2 separate regions of the Mus musculus genome follow, and region 1 is linked to region 2. Evidence: chromatin loops called from intact Hi-C (ENCODE). Cell type or tissue: left cerebral cortex. All regions are shown on one strand. Each heading gives the region's core, and the rest is flanking DNA. Links, peaks and the distances in the headings are about the cores only.

What was found. A loop is a pair of places that touch in the nucleus more often than their neighbours do. Peaks named below come from ENCODE experiments on the same cell type or tissue, not always from the same donor. Only the 100,000 strongest peaks of a DNase experiment are listed, where the experiment ranks them.
Region 1: it touches region 2 in a loop (2.3-fold over the local background); 6 of 42 quality-filtered maps call a loop at or near these places.

The regions. Positions count from the first base shown.
Region 1 is chr10:87,499,692-87,507,786 of GRCm38, reverse strand. Gm29915 (a long non-coding RNA gene) reads left to right here. Exons shown (of 3, transcript XR_871928.2): 2 at 3,520-3,657; 3 at 4,529-4,959. Among named protein-coding and RNA genes, the nearest start is that of Gm29915, 4.3 kb to the left of the region's middle. In left cerebral cortex, for the core only: CTCF peaks have their summits at 3,560 (motif pointing right) and 5,276; DNase peaks (open chromatin) are centred at 3,590, 4,821 and 5,255.
Region 2 is chr10:87,205,309-87,213,403 of GRCm38, reverse strand. All of the region lies in intron 4 of 1700113H08Rik (RIKEN cDNA 1700113H08 gene), which reads right to left. Among named protein-coding and RNA genes, the nearest start is that of 4930555G07Rik, 21 kb to the left of the region's middle. In left cerebral cortex, for the core only: no CTCF peak of the experiment used is centred there; DNase peaks (open chromatin) are centred at 3,755 and 4,513.

The DNA.
Region 1 (8,095 bases), core at 1,956-5,955, 290 kb before region 2:
AGAATTGTCCCTGGGCAGCACAGAAAAGGTCAGGGGAGGTATTCTTGATAATAAAGCATAAACAAATATAGATACACTCTTCTATTTTATTTTTCTCTTGTTATGATCAAGGAGATAAATACCATGGCAACTTGAGGAAGAGAATTCAAGAGGATCTGAAGGAATGGGTAGACTTTTCTCAGTATCCTTATTTGGACTGACATCATATTTAGAGGAACAGATTAGGTAAAAGGATATATACTAAATGGGGATTTATTAGATTGGCTTACACTGTGTGTGCGGATAGTCCAATAATGGATACCTCATACTGGAGAGGCCAAGAATCTGGTAGCTTCTCAAAACAGAAAGCTAGGTGCCCCAGCAATCCCAGCATAGTGCTGAAAGCTCAGAGGATTCATGAAGAGCTGCTGGTCTTCAGGCCATGCTGGAATACCAAAGAAGCTGGGATCTGGTGTCAGCAAAGGTATGCAGCATCAACAAGGCATATGAACTCGCTGGTGAGAAGGAAGACAAAGTTCCCTTTTATCTCCCTTTATGTGGGCTGCCACAGGAAAGTGGCATCACCATCTAGGATTGGTCCTTCTCACTTCAAATAATCGGATTCAGGAACATCCCTCACACAAGTGCCAGGTGTCTTGCCTTTTTTATTAATCTCAGATTCATTTATGTTGACAACTAAGATCAAACATCACAGAAGAGTAGCGCCTAACACATTGTGCCAATCAGGTGCTTAAAGGATCTGATTCGCTGAGCAAAATGAAGTCATTGGTGAATGTCTCAGTCTTGAGTGCCTCTGAGAATCAGAACTATGAACCATGAAATTGAGGGCCTTTGGTGAAGGGGTGGGAGATAAATGGGACAAAGTTCACCATAGAGTCAAGATATGAGAACCTTTCTTTTGGGGTGAAACTAAAGAGCCATTTTTATTTTCTTGTTTTGTGAGCATAGTTGTGGTTTAATAAAGATATTGCATCTATGATGCAGGCTTAAGCATGGGATCAAGAGATAGATTTGATGGAAACATCCTATTTAGGACTGTGTGTTCCAAGGTCTCTCACTCTTTGCTAATGTCTGGCTGTGGGTCTCTATATCTGTTCCTGTCTACTGTAGGAGGGAGTTTCTTTGACAATGGCTGAACAAGGCACTGATTTATGAGAATAGTAAAATATCATTAGGAGTCATTTTATCACTACAGTTTTCTTGGAACCAACAGACCAAAAACAAAACAGTAGTATTTGGCTTTCCCCTAAGCTCCCAGGGCTATCTAGTTTTAGATTCTTGGTCACCCAAGCAATGTTGGGGATGTGGTTTATAACTCGTGGAATAGGCCTTGAGTCAAATAAGTTTTTGTTGTTTACAAATTGTTTAAAAATCTCTCCACTCAGACCTCAGAGAACCATGAAGAGAAGGCAGAAACAGTGTAAGAGCCAGAGGGGAAAAGGACATCATGAAAACAAGCCCCTCCAAATCAAGATCTTCATAATGCTACGATGATTTAATACAGTTCCTCATATTGTGGTGACCGCCAATCACAAGAGTATTTATTATTGCTACTTCATAACTGTAGTTTTACTACAGTACAGCGCTGCAGTTATGAATTGCAGTGAAAACATCTGACATGCACAAAGGTCATTCGATTCTCAAAGGACTTACAACTCCCCAATTAAGAACCTCTGCTCTAAATCTCCATGGGCAAAGCTCTTATGCACTCACAGAGAGTAAAGCAGTATGCACAGGGTCTGAACAGGTCTGCCTCAGTTCATAGTGTGAACAGTCTGTGTTCATATTACAGCTTCCCGTTTGGTGTTCTTATGGGATTCCTGAGTGAGTAAGCCACTGGATTCCTGATTTTCATTCTTTTGGGGCTCTTTCCTTCTGTTGGTTTGTCTGTCCAACTCTAAATTGATAGGTTTTTGTCTTTAATCTTACTATGTTTTATTTTGTCATATTTTTAAAAACATGAATGAATGAATGCCCTTGCCACTGGAGTAAACGTTAACAATTGAACTGTCACTTATACTGGCTAGGAGACAGAAAAATCCATATATGGTGACACTAGGTACATCAACTACTTCACGACAGGACTCATGCTCAGGCAGAGTTGCCCAGCGTAGAAGGTGCTCCACAGGCTTCTTCTCTGTGTGTTTTATTTGGTTATAGTTTAGTGGAACGTTTGGGGGATATTTTTTCTTGGTTTGGGCGGAGATTCTATTATTGTATTGGGCTTTTGAGACAGAATGTAAAGTCGAGTGGGTAGAGGTGGAAGGCGAGGATCTGGGACTTGGGGGAGGGGACAAGTGTGATCAAAATATATTTAAATATAAAATTTGTTTTAAATGATGCAAATAAAATATAGTAAAAATAAAACATAATAAAATGGAGAGAGAAAGAGAAATGCCCATAATGGAGGATGAGGTACTGAAGAGTGTGGACGTGGTTTCTCTAGAGATGACTCCAGGAAAGGTTGGCGGTTATAAATCTACAGGGTAATCTTGATTAAGCTTCTCTGAACTGAGTTGCAAAGGAACCTAATGGGAAGAAAGTAGTGGATGCTGGAAAGAGATCGAGTAGGGATGTGGATAGAGAGGAGCCTGAGGATGATGTCATAGCCAGGCCAAGAAGTAGCCTCCACTGGACGACTCAGTGGAGTGCAAGTGAAGGCAAGAACGAGATATCCCTAACATGGAGCAAGCTGTCTGTTGGCCTCTTTCCCTCTGATTCAGGTTTCTGACCAATTACTAGGGCCATTAGGAAAATCCATCTCCAAAATACCGTACCCATTTCCCCTGCCCTCAAACCACCAGGGTACCTGACCTTGCAGGACAAATACAAATCTCTTATTAGGAAAGATTCGGCCTTCACTGATTGTCACTGCCCTCCCACTTGGCGTGCTTCAAGTGAGGCAGTTCCCATCCTTGGCTTAGGAAATGTGGCTTGTTGTGAGAACACATAGAAAATGTGTCTAGTCATATTTGGGTAGGCATGAGATGAAGCTTCCAAGTCCGACTGCTAAGCACACCTCACGTGTTCAGAGAGATGGCTCACTCAGTCTATAAAGCTCTTGCAGCTCAAAGATGTGGAGCCAAGTTCAGAACAGCAAAAGTAAAATAAAATAAAAACCAGTCACAGTAGTGGTAGGGAGAAAGGGAAGAGAAAGATTCTTGGAGCTCAATGGCCAGAAGGTCTCACCAAATGGATGAGCTAATGACTCAGTGAGAGATACTGCGTCAAAAATTAAGGGGGAGCCTGACTGATGAAGAAGGTGTCCTCTGGCTTCCAGGCACATATACACACATATGCACATGTGTACACACATACGAGAGAGAGGGGGAGAGAGAGAGAGAGAGAGAGAGAGAGAGAGAGAGAGAGAGAAAGAGAGAGAGAATCTTAGATATAGTAATGTGGCCATCCTAATGGATGGGACCCATACCTCATGGTGCTCTATGGTTAAACTGCATTGCACAAAGAAGAATTAATTAATTGAACTGAGTGATGTGGAATTACATTTTTTCATTACAGATTTTCCCTTCCACGGTTCCTGCTTCATTTTAACAAATGACCAGCAGGTGGCAGGCGACCCACACGTCGCGCAAAGGAAGACACGTCAATTAATTACCAGGTCCTCGAATTCGGGATGAGAAACCAGTCTAGTTACATGTGAGTATCCTGTTTCTCTAGCAAAGCTGTGGTGAGCAATGGTGTTTCATTCCATTGCACGCTAGTCACGATGCACCAAAGACCTGGCATTTACCCTGGTCCCTAGCACTAACCATTTGACTCCAGAATACCTTCTGACTAGCAGGACCCATAATTTGAGCACCACCTTCATTGCCCACACAATGAAGGCGGAGGAGGGTGATGTCATTTGCCCCTGGAGGTTATTTTAGAAAAAAGACTAGCAAAAAAAAATTAATATATGTATGAGTTCAAAGGGGAACATGACTGTCACTAGAGGGTTGTGTGGTCCAGTTTGTATTTTCTACACTGTCAGAACATCTGCTTAAGAGAGAGACTCTAGGTAATTTGAGAATGCATGCAATTGTAACTCATTGATTTTACCTGAAATTTACATGTGTGTGTGTGGGGGGGGTGGTATTCGGGTATGTTGGGGGTGGAGTCTAGAGATAAAAGGAAGATGGAGGAACAGGGCCGCTGCCCTTTGTTGCCCTGCTGCGTCTTAACAGACTTTCTTCCCTTCTACGATGACTATTCCAACTACAGCTTCACGGGAAGCAGCGACTGTGACCTGCTGTCCTCCTTTCAAACTTGCCACAGTTCTGTTAGAGCAATGATTATAGCAGCTTAAATCGACTTTCCGATTAAATAGGATTTTCTCACACTTGACAGGACTGAAGTGTGCATCTTGCTGCATGTGTCAGTGTGAGTGTTATATTTATCACACATCTCTTGTGGGTTCTGTGTGCTTGGCAGTGTCGGGATTTTATAAAGAGTAAGCCCTTAAATCTTGTCTTTGTTGCTGTTTGAGGTTTCATGAACATGAAATATCCATGTTAAAATTACCCCCTAGGAAGGATTGCAGGGACGGGCGTGAAGGAGGTCCCAAAGGGATAGAAACTCCACAGGAAGACCAACAGAGTCAACTAACCTGGGCCCTTGGGGCTCTTAGAAACTGAACCACCAACCAAAGACCATACACAGGCTGGACCTAGGCTTCCATGAACGTATGTAGCAGACATACAGCTTGATCTTTGTGTGGGTCCCAAACAACTGGAGCAAGGGCTCCTCCAAAGCTGTTGCCTGTCCGTGGGATGTGTTCTTCTAGCTGGGCTGTCTTGTTTGGCCTCAGTGGGAGAGGATGCGTGGAAATCTGCAGAGACTTAATATATCAGGGTGTGGGGAAACCCAAAGGGGATCCACCCACCCAGAGGAGAAGGAGAGAGGGGATGGGAAGGGTGACTGAGAGAGGAGCAGTGTGCAGAATGTAAAGTGAATAAATGAAAAACAAAAAATAAAATTAAAAACTTACCCTTGAATCCATGCATGAGCGAGCGAGCGAGCAAGTACACACACACACACACTGAAAATTGACTGGCTTCTGTCTCTTGCTTGTGCTACAAATGGGCCTATGGAAGAGCGGCCCAGAAGAACCAGGCAGGCAAGATTGATGTAACTGGCCTGCTTGTGCCTCCTCTGAAACCTATTACTTACCAGTAAACTTTCCATTTGGCCCTCAGGAGCAGCATTCAGGTTTGCCTGAAGTGGAGAGAGTGGAGAGCCCACTAACTGATAAGCTAAGGAACTCCCAGGCTGCACCACAAGGAGTCAGTCTGAGTCTGGACTTTGGGGAAGTGCTGATGGACATAGGACGCGTGGCCACACAATGGGGACACACGACTGACCTCAGACACTTAGGTTAACTGTCCCACCTTTCAGGGGGGCTGTAGGAGCAGATCGGGAACTCCTGGGAGCCAGGCGCCCCTGTTCTTCATCCACCAGAAGGTTCCCCTAGCCCCTTGAATCTGGAAGCATCTGCAGGCTTGCAGAAACTCCGGATTTCCTGAGCTTTCCAGTTCTACTCTAAGGATATGAGCTAGGGTTCATTCCATGTTGTATAAAGAAAAGTGTCACAGAGGTGATCTTACTGAGCAATGTGGCTGGGAGCAAACCTTCAGAGTGGGCAGGCAGTGCGGTGGCTTCACAAGGAGTTCCACCTGGATGAAAGGAATGAAGAGTGGGTGGCTGAAGGAGGGGAGGTGTGTGCAAAAAATCAGAATTAAGGAAAAGGTTTGGGACAGAAATTCCAGAATGAAGGTGGGGCAGAAACAGCAGAGTTTGGATTTAGGGAGATTTTGTTTGGTTCCTGGGCTTAGTGGTAAGCTCTTATCTGCCTCATTAGCATGAGCTGCGCTCAACACACTCAAATGCTCTAATAATTTATTATGCCATCCCATAGGGGTCGCAGCCCAGGGGCGCAGAGCACAAGACTAGGACCTCAGTAGCTGCGCTGCTACCCAAGAGCTCCCTGCTAGCTCCGGACCCTGCAGCAGTAGACTGTGCAGAGCTGATGCACGTCTGAAATGTCTTTTCCCCTACATTCATCCCCGGGATGGTAGGATAGCTCTGGTCCCTCCAAGATAACTTGGCTTTTGCTGAGCACCAAGTGAGTGGGATTTGAGGTTGGTAGCCAGGGTGTGAGCTTTCCAGGAGTCTGAGAACAATTTAACGACTGCAGCGGCCCCTGTCCCCACTCTGCTTTCACCCCCTCGTTCCAAGATGGTCTATAAAGGGGCGGGGGACAGGGTGGGGGCGATGGACTGAAATCTGGCCACTCACGTCCACGGTTCTATTCACAAAACAGTTTCAAAATAAGTTAACCTCCACAGGGTGTTTACCCCTCCCCTTCTAATTGTCCCGGTTCCTCCTCCCTCTCCCCGTTCCAGTCTGTTTTATGTCCCTCTGCGTTGTGCCAACTATTTTATCTTTATTCCTTCTCTTTCTCTGTCGCCATTCATTCCCTTTTTGTGTGTGTGGCTTCTGGAGCCGATGTGCGGCTCATTACCACCCACTGCAAACTCGCTCCTGTCGCTGAGGTGTTTCTATACAAACCGGAGCGTCCAGTTGTCATATTAATTATTACACTGAGTAATGACTGAAATGGTCAAAATAAGGGGAGACTCAAGAGCGCTTTTTCCTGCTGCTCAAAGATTCAGCAAAGAAGCCTTGCAACAAAGCGCTAATTGGTCCCCAGAAACACTCTGACAAGGCATGGAAGATAGGTTTCACAGAGCCCTGTGATTGTGAGGGGGAAGCTCTGAATGGACCCCACGCTTCTTTTCTAAACTCTCTTGCTGAGCAAAAAAAATGGACCTCTGTTTGAATACTGCCCTGATCCTTGAATACTATACCCAGCAGAGAAAAAAATGCACCATTTATTGTAAGTTTTTTTTTTTCCTTCTTCTTCTTCTTCTTCTTCTCAAGCTATTCAGGGGTTCTCTGTGAAGAATCAGCTGGTTTTGTTTACGGTGAAAGACCTTTGCTTTGTTTTCATTCTTGGAGGAGGTGCGGAGGGGGGTGCTGGGGGAAGAAGACCCATGTGCCTAGACAGAGCTGGCCGGCCTACTGTAACAAGAAAATAGAGTGTAACAAATCCTACAAAAGTTTAGAATGTATTGATTCTTTGGAGAGCTATATAGATTAACGACTTTCTTTATGCTTATCCAAGGAAGGTATTTAATCATAATGTAAATGGGGCTTTAGAAAAAATAATAAAGAGTCGGCATTAGTTCTTCTTATTTGGAGAACTTCAAAAGCTCCTGTGAGGGTGACTGCAAATTACTGCCCCCTCAGTCCCCCCACCCTCCCTCCTTATCCCAAAAGCCACAATAAAATATACTTTGTGCTTGTTTTGTTTCGTTTTTCTCCAACTTTTTTTTTCTTTTCTTTTTAAGACATATTGAAAAAGTGAATAGCTTCATTAGGAGCCTGGAGTTCTTGATGCAGGTGCAGGCCAGGCTGTTAGGACCAAGCTGCAGAGCCAGAGCCAATGTGAGGCTCCTGCTCTTCTGTCCAGGAGAGTGGCCCTCTCCACCTTTGCTGCACACCTAGCACTCACACCAAAGTGACCTGGGAAAGGGCGTGCCTGACAAGGGGCCATCACTTAGGGATGTGCTTTTTTATGTTCCCTGGGTAGGATAGCACCTAGCATGGGCTTAGGGGAGTTTACCCTCCAGGTTCTGTGTTGTGGCTGGCAGGAGCTGTAAACCCCCTTTTCTTGGAGCACCTGGGGTTCTTGGGTTCAAAACTCCTCCAACTTGATGACTGCACTAAAAATATTGTGACAAAAGTCAGAGTCCAAGATTTAACTGCATTTTTTTTCTCTTTATCCCTCATTTAAAAGCCTCTATAAACACAACTTTATTAAAATATTGTTTCATGGAAAACCTAGTTTAGCTGGGTGGTAGCGGCTCATGCATTTAATCCCAGGACTTGAGAAACAGTGGCAGGAGGATCCCTGAGTTTAAGGCCAGCCTGGTCTACAGAGTGAGTTCCATCTAGGACAGCCAGGGCTACATGGTATAACCTTGTATCAGAGAGGAGAGAAAGAGAGAGAGAGAGAGAGAGACAGACAGACAGA
Region 2 (8,095 bases), core at 2,371-6,370:
AAATAAAAATGCATTGCCTCTTAAAAGATCTGGGGTAAAATATACAAGGACCAGAAAGATGAGTGACTAGGAATGGACATCTGCGCTCTCCCGCTAGCTGCACAATCATGGGGGGGGGGGGGGCAGGAGGCTAGAAGAGAGGCAGGAGAGGACAGTCCCTTTCAGAGAGACCCTTCCCTCCACAGGGGAGGCATCCCTTCCTTCTGGAATGTTCTCCCCAGTCCTTTCCCCTGTAACCATCTTAATCCTCTCTGGGTTCTTTTTCCAGTTGGATCCTTGCACTGTGTGTTCTCACAGTTTGCTGGACTTGTTTTATTATAACTTTCAATGTTTAAAAGTGCTTGTTGATAATCTTGTCTTTCACAGTCACTCCACGCCCGAGAAGAGAAGCAGAATGTTTATTTTATCACTGTGGATGCTCTAGAAACATTTAGGTATAAATGGCAACTTACAAAATTAAAATAAGATTCAAGTCTGAGTGGAACATTATTTTTTTTTTTTTACTTAAAATATGTTTCTTCTTTTCTCCCTTTCTTTTCCTAGTTTATATTTAGGCAGGATCTCTATAGATAGCCTCAAATTTTCCATCCTCCTGCCTCAACCTCCCAAGTGCTGGTATTGCAGGTCTATACCCCCAATACTTGACCTGAAAAATGTTTGTGTAAAAAGACAGAAATTCTCAGGCATGTGAAGAAACTACTTGGCACCGCAACAATTCGCATTTATTATCTTGCAAATAAGGCATTGAATCCTCACTGGTCCCTGTGCCCTTCTTTCAGAAGACATTTGATAAAGAACAGGGAGAAGATAATATTCAGACATCAACCAAAACGCAACACATCAAGGCACTCGCTACACACCTGAGCTCAGTCCCCAGGACCCACATGGTAGACGGAAAGAACCTACCCCAGCAAGTGGTCTTCTGTAAGGAGAGAGAGAGAGATGGGTGAGAAGGAGAAAATAAGGGAGGGAGGGACAGAGGGACGAAGGGATAAAAATCATAAGTGACAGTTTCTAAGAAGATTAGTTATATATTTTGAGAAATATTTTGAAAAAGTCTATCTCTGATACCTATGTGTGTGAATATATGGACATAGATATGCACAAACACACACACACACACACACACACACACACACACACACACCCACTTGTCTTAGCATAGAGCCTCCTCTCTACTCAGAAAAATCGTCCTGCTAAAACAGAGTTGGCTCTTCAAAGCCAGAAGAAAAAGCACCAAGCCTTTTGTGCAACTCCAGCCTTCTGTTGAGGCTCAAATAATTTTCCTTGTCTCCCAAATGGCTCTCTGGAAAAACTTGACTAGACACATTGTAACCAAAAGTTTTCAATGCGCATTCCATTTGTTAAAGGGGCTGGGGCCGGGGAACAACCAACTAAAGAAAAGAATATTCATCTTTATTATTTTCTGAATCTAACAGAGTGCCTGAGTGTGCTACACGCTACAAATTCTCTATAAATAGTCACTAAAGAAACACATGAACATAGCCATGCTAAGAGTTCAAACCATTACCTTAACACCTTATTAAACTACACTATGATCATTTCTTTTTCCAGTCCCCCCTCCAGGATCTGCAATCCCACAATTCTTAAGGTCTGAAACAGAAGCCTTCTTCTTGTTCTTAGATCTTTCTCTTTCTAGCTACAAGGAAGGCAAGTCTCCAAGACGGTATCCTACTCTTTGGTGAGAGTTAATAGGTCCAGGTTTGTGAAACTGAGTCACACTTGACTGATCAGATTCCTTCAGTGGGCCTTCTGGTCTTAAGGCCTCAACGGCCACATCTTGGACCTTCATAAAGGTAGATGCCAGAAGTATGCTCAGGGAGATATTGACATCCAGATTTTAGAACTATATACAAGTGACTTCAGTGAGAAAAATAACGGCATGTAATAAGAACAGGAGGTGAAAACAGAGATTCTTATGGGCTCAAAAGCCTCTGGGTCACATCTTCCCCGAGGACCACCTTACCCCAGATTCCATGTATTTTAGATGTATGCTTCACCTCTCCCTCTCACTAATGTCATTCAAATCAAAGTAGTTCTAATAAAGCTCGGCTTTGTTCTTGCGTCTGATCTGCCACAACTCTATTTGTGAGCTTAGCATCACTTCCACAAATGTCTCTTTGTGAGACACCATCTGTCTCATCTGTGTGCCTGCATGGATGGGAGCGCTGTGACACATACTTGATGCACTGGAAAGACTTTCCATCCTCATAAATGTGGCTCAGTGCTTCACAATTTTTAGCTGAATTCATAAAGAATAATAGTGGCAAGGCACCAGGTCAAAGAGAGTATGAGATCACCTGTTTGCTGTGGATTTGTAAAACTGTGCTCAGCTCCATTCTACCTGCCCCGTTCTACAGATGGGGAAGAAGCAGGCTTGAAGAAATGAAGCTACTTCTGTAAGGTTGCCCAACCTTCTAGGCTCCGCATAAAATATCCAAAATATTGTTTCACAATCCATGGTTCATATTCAATTAATGCCCCAAGACCCCCTGAAATTGTGACCCGTTTCTATCCCACCCTTCCCCTGTAGCTGAACCCTACACGTCCCTGCTGCTCATTTAGAGCAGCCCCAAGCCTCTCTGCCTGTCTCTCATCAGAAAAGAAGACAGAAATAGTTATTCTGTTCATCCAGAAAAGAGGAAATTAATGGCTGATTAGATGCCTGTTCAACACAATGAGAATAAAAACCAGTCTTCATGGTGAATTATTGAATTAGGGGGCAACTTTCAGTGCCACTATGTCTACACAAAGCCAAACACCCCATAGACTCAGCCAAAAAAAAAAATACAGTTTAGCAACAGAAAAAAAAAATGAAGTCAGTTGATCAGACAAAAGATGAAACAGACGTCAAGACAGCAGTGTGATTATAGCCCAAACAGCATAATGACAATTCCTGATGCTCATATATAGAAAACAGAAACCCAATGGAATAGACAAAAACAAAACAACAAACAAACAAACAGATCCATTAACTTGTGTGGAGGTGTGTGTTTCCACTGATTTTATTTATTTTTCAAATCCCAAGTTTCAGATCAAAATCAAGAAAAGACAAAGACAGTGTCCAAAGGTACTGAGATCCACCCAGCCCAGGATATTAAAAAGGCACCTTTCTTTCAATAAGTCTGGCACATAACATATGATCATTCAACCTGCCTTAGATTCATATTTAGTGAGTTAAATATTACCCTCATTTTCTATGACACACAAAAGGCTATCAAGATGCATTTTTATCTATAAAAATTCTAAAAACTCATTTAGTGTCCACATTGATAGCAAAAACTAGAAAAATATCTGAGTATATGTGACTATTGGGTATAATTTGAGACCTAAGTATCTGAACCGAGTTTTTTTAGACAGTGGCATTTTAATATCCTGTATCGTCTCTTTCTTTGATCTGTGTTTCAGCTATGAGCAATACTGTTAGGTCTAAACCTTAAAGTGGGCTATGAATCTATAGTTAGCTGTCATGTGGTCCCAGCTGACTAGATGAGATGCTGACTTACAAGTCATTTCAACTCCATTAAGAATAAGACAAAATTTACAAGAATTGCAAGTTTTAATAACTCATGAATTTAACTCACCCCCACAAATCTACAAGCACTAGACTTAGGAGGCAGACAAAGGAAATAGTCAGGACCAACTGGAAAGAACCATTCTGTGAACTGAGTCCCAAGCTCCCAAGAGTGAATCTGCAGCTGCCACTGGTTGGTGCTCCCCTAAATACTGCTGAGCCATATGGAGCAGTGCTGAGGACTGCCTATTTTAAAATGCTCTCTTCATATTCTATTCTTTTCCGTATGTCTAGTCCTCACTTCAGAGTTACTATTCATTTCTATAAAAACAAGATCTTTGTCTTACAAGCAGTCTTCTCCCAAGTCCTCTCTTCACTACTATAGCCACAAATTGCCCCAGTCATTCTAAGACCAAATGGCTGCAGTAAGAAAACCAGAGAACTACGGGAAGAAAAAAAGAGCCATATAGGATGACCTGTGAGCTATGCAGCTCCCATTTCTTGGCTTCTTCCAAATGATCTAATCAATGTAGGCAATAACAAACCTAACATGGGTATCAAATTGTCTCAAAATAAGCCAAATGTTTACAGGAAGTGTTCTGAAAAGCCTGAAGGACATAATCTGGTTAACCAAAAATTAACCAAAGGGTGCTTTCTGGAAAAGGGGGCTCCCTGTAGCTCAGGGTTGACTTAGAGCAATTATCCAAACAAAACAGTTGGCCGCTGTGTTGGCGACAAAGTCATGTTTGCATAAAAGTAGAAGGAGGGACAAATATGCATGAAAATTAAATTTGGGCCTCTAGGACTACCCTTTGGGGGCCATAGAAGAGCTGATTACATGTTCACAGCTGGAATTGGTGTTGGCAGAGAAGGCCTTATTCATGGGCAGAGGGAGGGACTCCCTTTTTTGAGTGACATCATGGTGGCAAAGCAAGGGTGACAGCATAAAAAGCATCTGATGCTGACAGCCAGAGCTGGAGCCCCGCCCACGCTGCTTGGATGAGATGACTGGCAGGTATTCTCACCACTGAGAAACCAGTGCTGCTTACAGTCTATTGAGGGCTCCTTCCCACACCACTCATCGCACTCCCAGCGGACACGATGCATTAAGCAACCTTTCCACTTAGAAGGCAGCAGATCGGAGTCAAGGAGTCGGCCATTGTTCTGAACAGCAAAAGTGAGGCTTGCAAAAGCAAAGTTGAAGACGGAAGCTATGGCTCAGTGGTAGAGCACTGGCTTTGCATACACAAAACTGCGGCTTCGATCCTCAACACTTCGATCACACACACACACACATGCACACACACACACTCTCACACACTCACAATCACAACACACTGTCTCATACTCATATACTCTTTAACTTTCTCTCTATTTCTCTCTCTCTCACACACACACACACACACACACACACACATTCTCTCTCATACACACACACACACATTCACTCTCACACTTGCAATACACTCAAAATACATTTTTTCATACTCATTCTCTCTCTCTCTCTCTCTCTCTCTCTCTCTCTCTCTCTCTCTCTCTCACATACATGCATGCATACACACACACACACACACACACACACACACACACACACCCCTGAAGTCCATAATAAGAGGCTGAACTGTCTTAGGACCAAAGTGTTTGTGGACTTCAATACCAGGAACTGGGCATTTGACACATGTTCTAGATGTCTGGTGGCAGATCACATGCAGTATAACATTACCTTCAGACAGTATGTCCCCCTATCCTTAACCTGAGCTGGACCAATCGTTTGTTTTGCCCACTAGGATATGACAAAAATGATAAGTGCTTTCTACAGTGATGCAGACAAAACAAAAGATGGGCAAACACTAGCTCAGTGAGCAGACAACTATGCCCTATGGCTAGAAACAACACATTACACTGAGTAATGATAATAGCCAAAATCATAGAGCACTTTGATGTGCTAGGAAATATCAAAGCATTGTACTAGTACTCGATACTCTAGTTTCCCAAACAGTCTGGGGATGAGCTGCTACTAATGATGATGGTGATGGTGATGATGGTGATGGTGATGATGATGGTGATGGTGATGATGATGGTGGTGATGATGATGATGATTCTCCTTTCCTCCTCCTCTTTTCTCTTCTTCTTCCTTCTCTCCCTCCTCCTCCTCTTCTTCTTCTTCTCTTTCCTCTCTCTCCATTCTTCCACCTACCCTACTTCCTCTCTCTCAGCAGTTAGAAATTTGGTCCAATATCCCACAGATACTAGTTGACAAAATTTATATTCAAACCCAATGCTATTTGGATTCAGAGCCCATATTCTTCCTCTAGGATACAAGGTGTCTTTAAAGGGACTGGAAATAGCCTGGTGGGATTCACACTGTGTACTCAGTGGGAGCCAGGACTTCTGCAACTGTCTCACAGCTGGGTCAGTTGTCCACTTATTTGCTCCGTCATCTCTCCTCCACTGCACCATCCAAAATTGAATCAAATTCTATCATCTTTCCCAAAAGTTGAATCAAGTCCTATCATTTCCTCATTCAGTCGTCAGTCCCTTTTCACGGATATCCCTTGTCCTTACAGGAAAACAATCAAAACATTCTTTGTCATTTGTTGTGTGTACACACGTACACACGTATATGCCGTGGGGTGCACATGTAACTGTCAGAGGACATCTCCCAGAAGCTGGCTCGCTTTCTCAGTGAGAGTCGGAATCCATGTTACTAGGCTTTCCAGCAAGCATCCTTACCCACTGAGCCACCTCACCTGCCCTCACAATTTCTCATGCTGTGTACTTCCTGGCTCCCACGACTCTGTTCACCTGCCTTACCACTCACACTCGAGCTGCTAGTTCTGATTCAGACTTTCAGCACTCTGCCTTCGTGCCATTATCTCTGCTTAGAATACTACTTTTCAAACCTTGACTTTGGTTCTGCCTCTTTTCTCCCTGGAGCTCTGTGCATGCCTCATCTCCTCAAAGAGGCCTTTCTTGGTCACTTTCTCTAAAATGACACTTCTCAGTCACATTGATGTGTTCTTACCTTAATTCTCTTCGCAGGATTTACCACTGAAATCACATGCTTATGTGGTTGGTTTGGTTTGGTTTGTTTTTATTTTGTTTTGTTTTACTTTTAGTCACTTCTTTCATAATCAAGGGCTCTGATAAGAAGTTTACTCCATACGGGGCTCATTGATATTTCTGTTAGATCACAGATGCCTTTCTGACACAGCAGAAACAAATAAAACTAGAATTAAATCAGAAGTTCAGATGAATGGTTTCTATACTTCATGGGCCATGCTTACAGTAAGACATTTGGAAATAAAGTGGGTCCCCTATGTTATATCTGAAACACCTGTTTCAAAAGAATAATGGTAGCATTTACCCCCAAGTCATGCCTCAGTGTTCTGAGTGTGTCTCTGCCAGTGGGTTAAACTGCAGGCCAAATATGGAGAAAACTTAATTTAAGGATGTAATGTCAATGTGGAGAAAGTAATTCTGTATGAGGAAGGGACATGAGGTGCATAAATATTCTAATAATTAACTGAAAAAGACCCTATAGCCCCTGTGGCCCTAACAACAGAGCTATGAACAGATACTGGACCCAATACAAAGCTCCGACTCTCTCTAGAAAGAGATCATTTTCAGGAAGCATAGGCTGGCCATGGTGGACTGGGTTAGCCCTCACTTACCATTTGTAGGCTGAGAGTCATTATGGATTATCTGCCACACTCCGGGCATTATTACAAATATCACTGGCAAGGAAACAACTGTGGTCCTCGACCTTCACAGTACTGTGTCCTGAGAAAGGAAATTGGTAAGAAGCAGGAGGTGCTGTGCCATGGTAGACAAAGAGAGCAGGGGAGCAGACACACACTCTGAGCTGTGGCAAAGTAAGATGGCCCAGTGTGAGAGAATAATGCTACTGCTCCTTACAGAACACTCCAGCTTCTCCACTTCTAGAACATAGAGCCTACACAAAATCCCTAAGGTTCTCAGAGATTCCATGGCTAAAGTTAGGCAGGCATTGATGGAGAAAGCTATGATAACTTGTTTTTCATGGCTTTATGACACTCCCACCATACCTCCATCAGGACCTCATTTGTCCAAGAGGAGAAAAGGAGTTGGGATAATTGAGGAAGCCATCTATTGTTACCTTAAGTTCCTGCCAGACTATTCTAAAACATATCAACAATGTCTAAGCTCACTCCAAAATCTGACCACTGATAGGAAATTAGCTAGCACCTGATTTCAAGATGTATTTACTGGCCAGCTTAAGGCTAGGTTACGCTGCAATGACAACTGAAGTTGTAATAATTAACTGGAGCATGGATTAACTATTATCATTCATGACTCATGATCATCGAGGTACCCATGAACACTTCATGCTTGCCTGTAGCAAACGGGAAAACAACATGCCCATCATAGTTCCTGCTCAGAGATGACTCACTTCTATTCATAAATTAAATAACTAATGCTTGTCTCACAGTCAGTATAATATCAATGAAACATAGATGGATAATTCTTCCCCTTGAGGAGAACACGTTTTTAAAAATAGCCTTCCATTTCATCCATGAC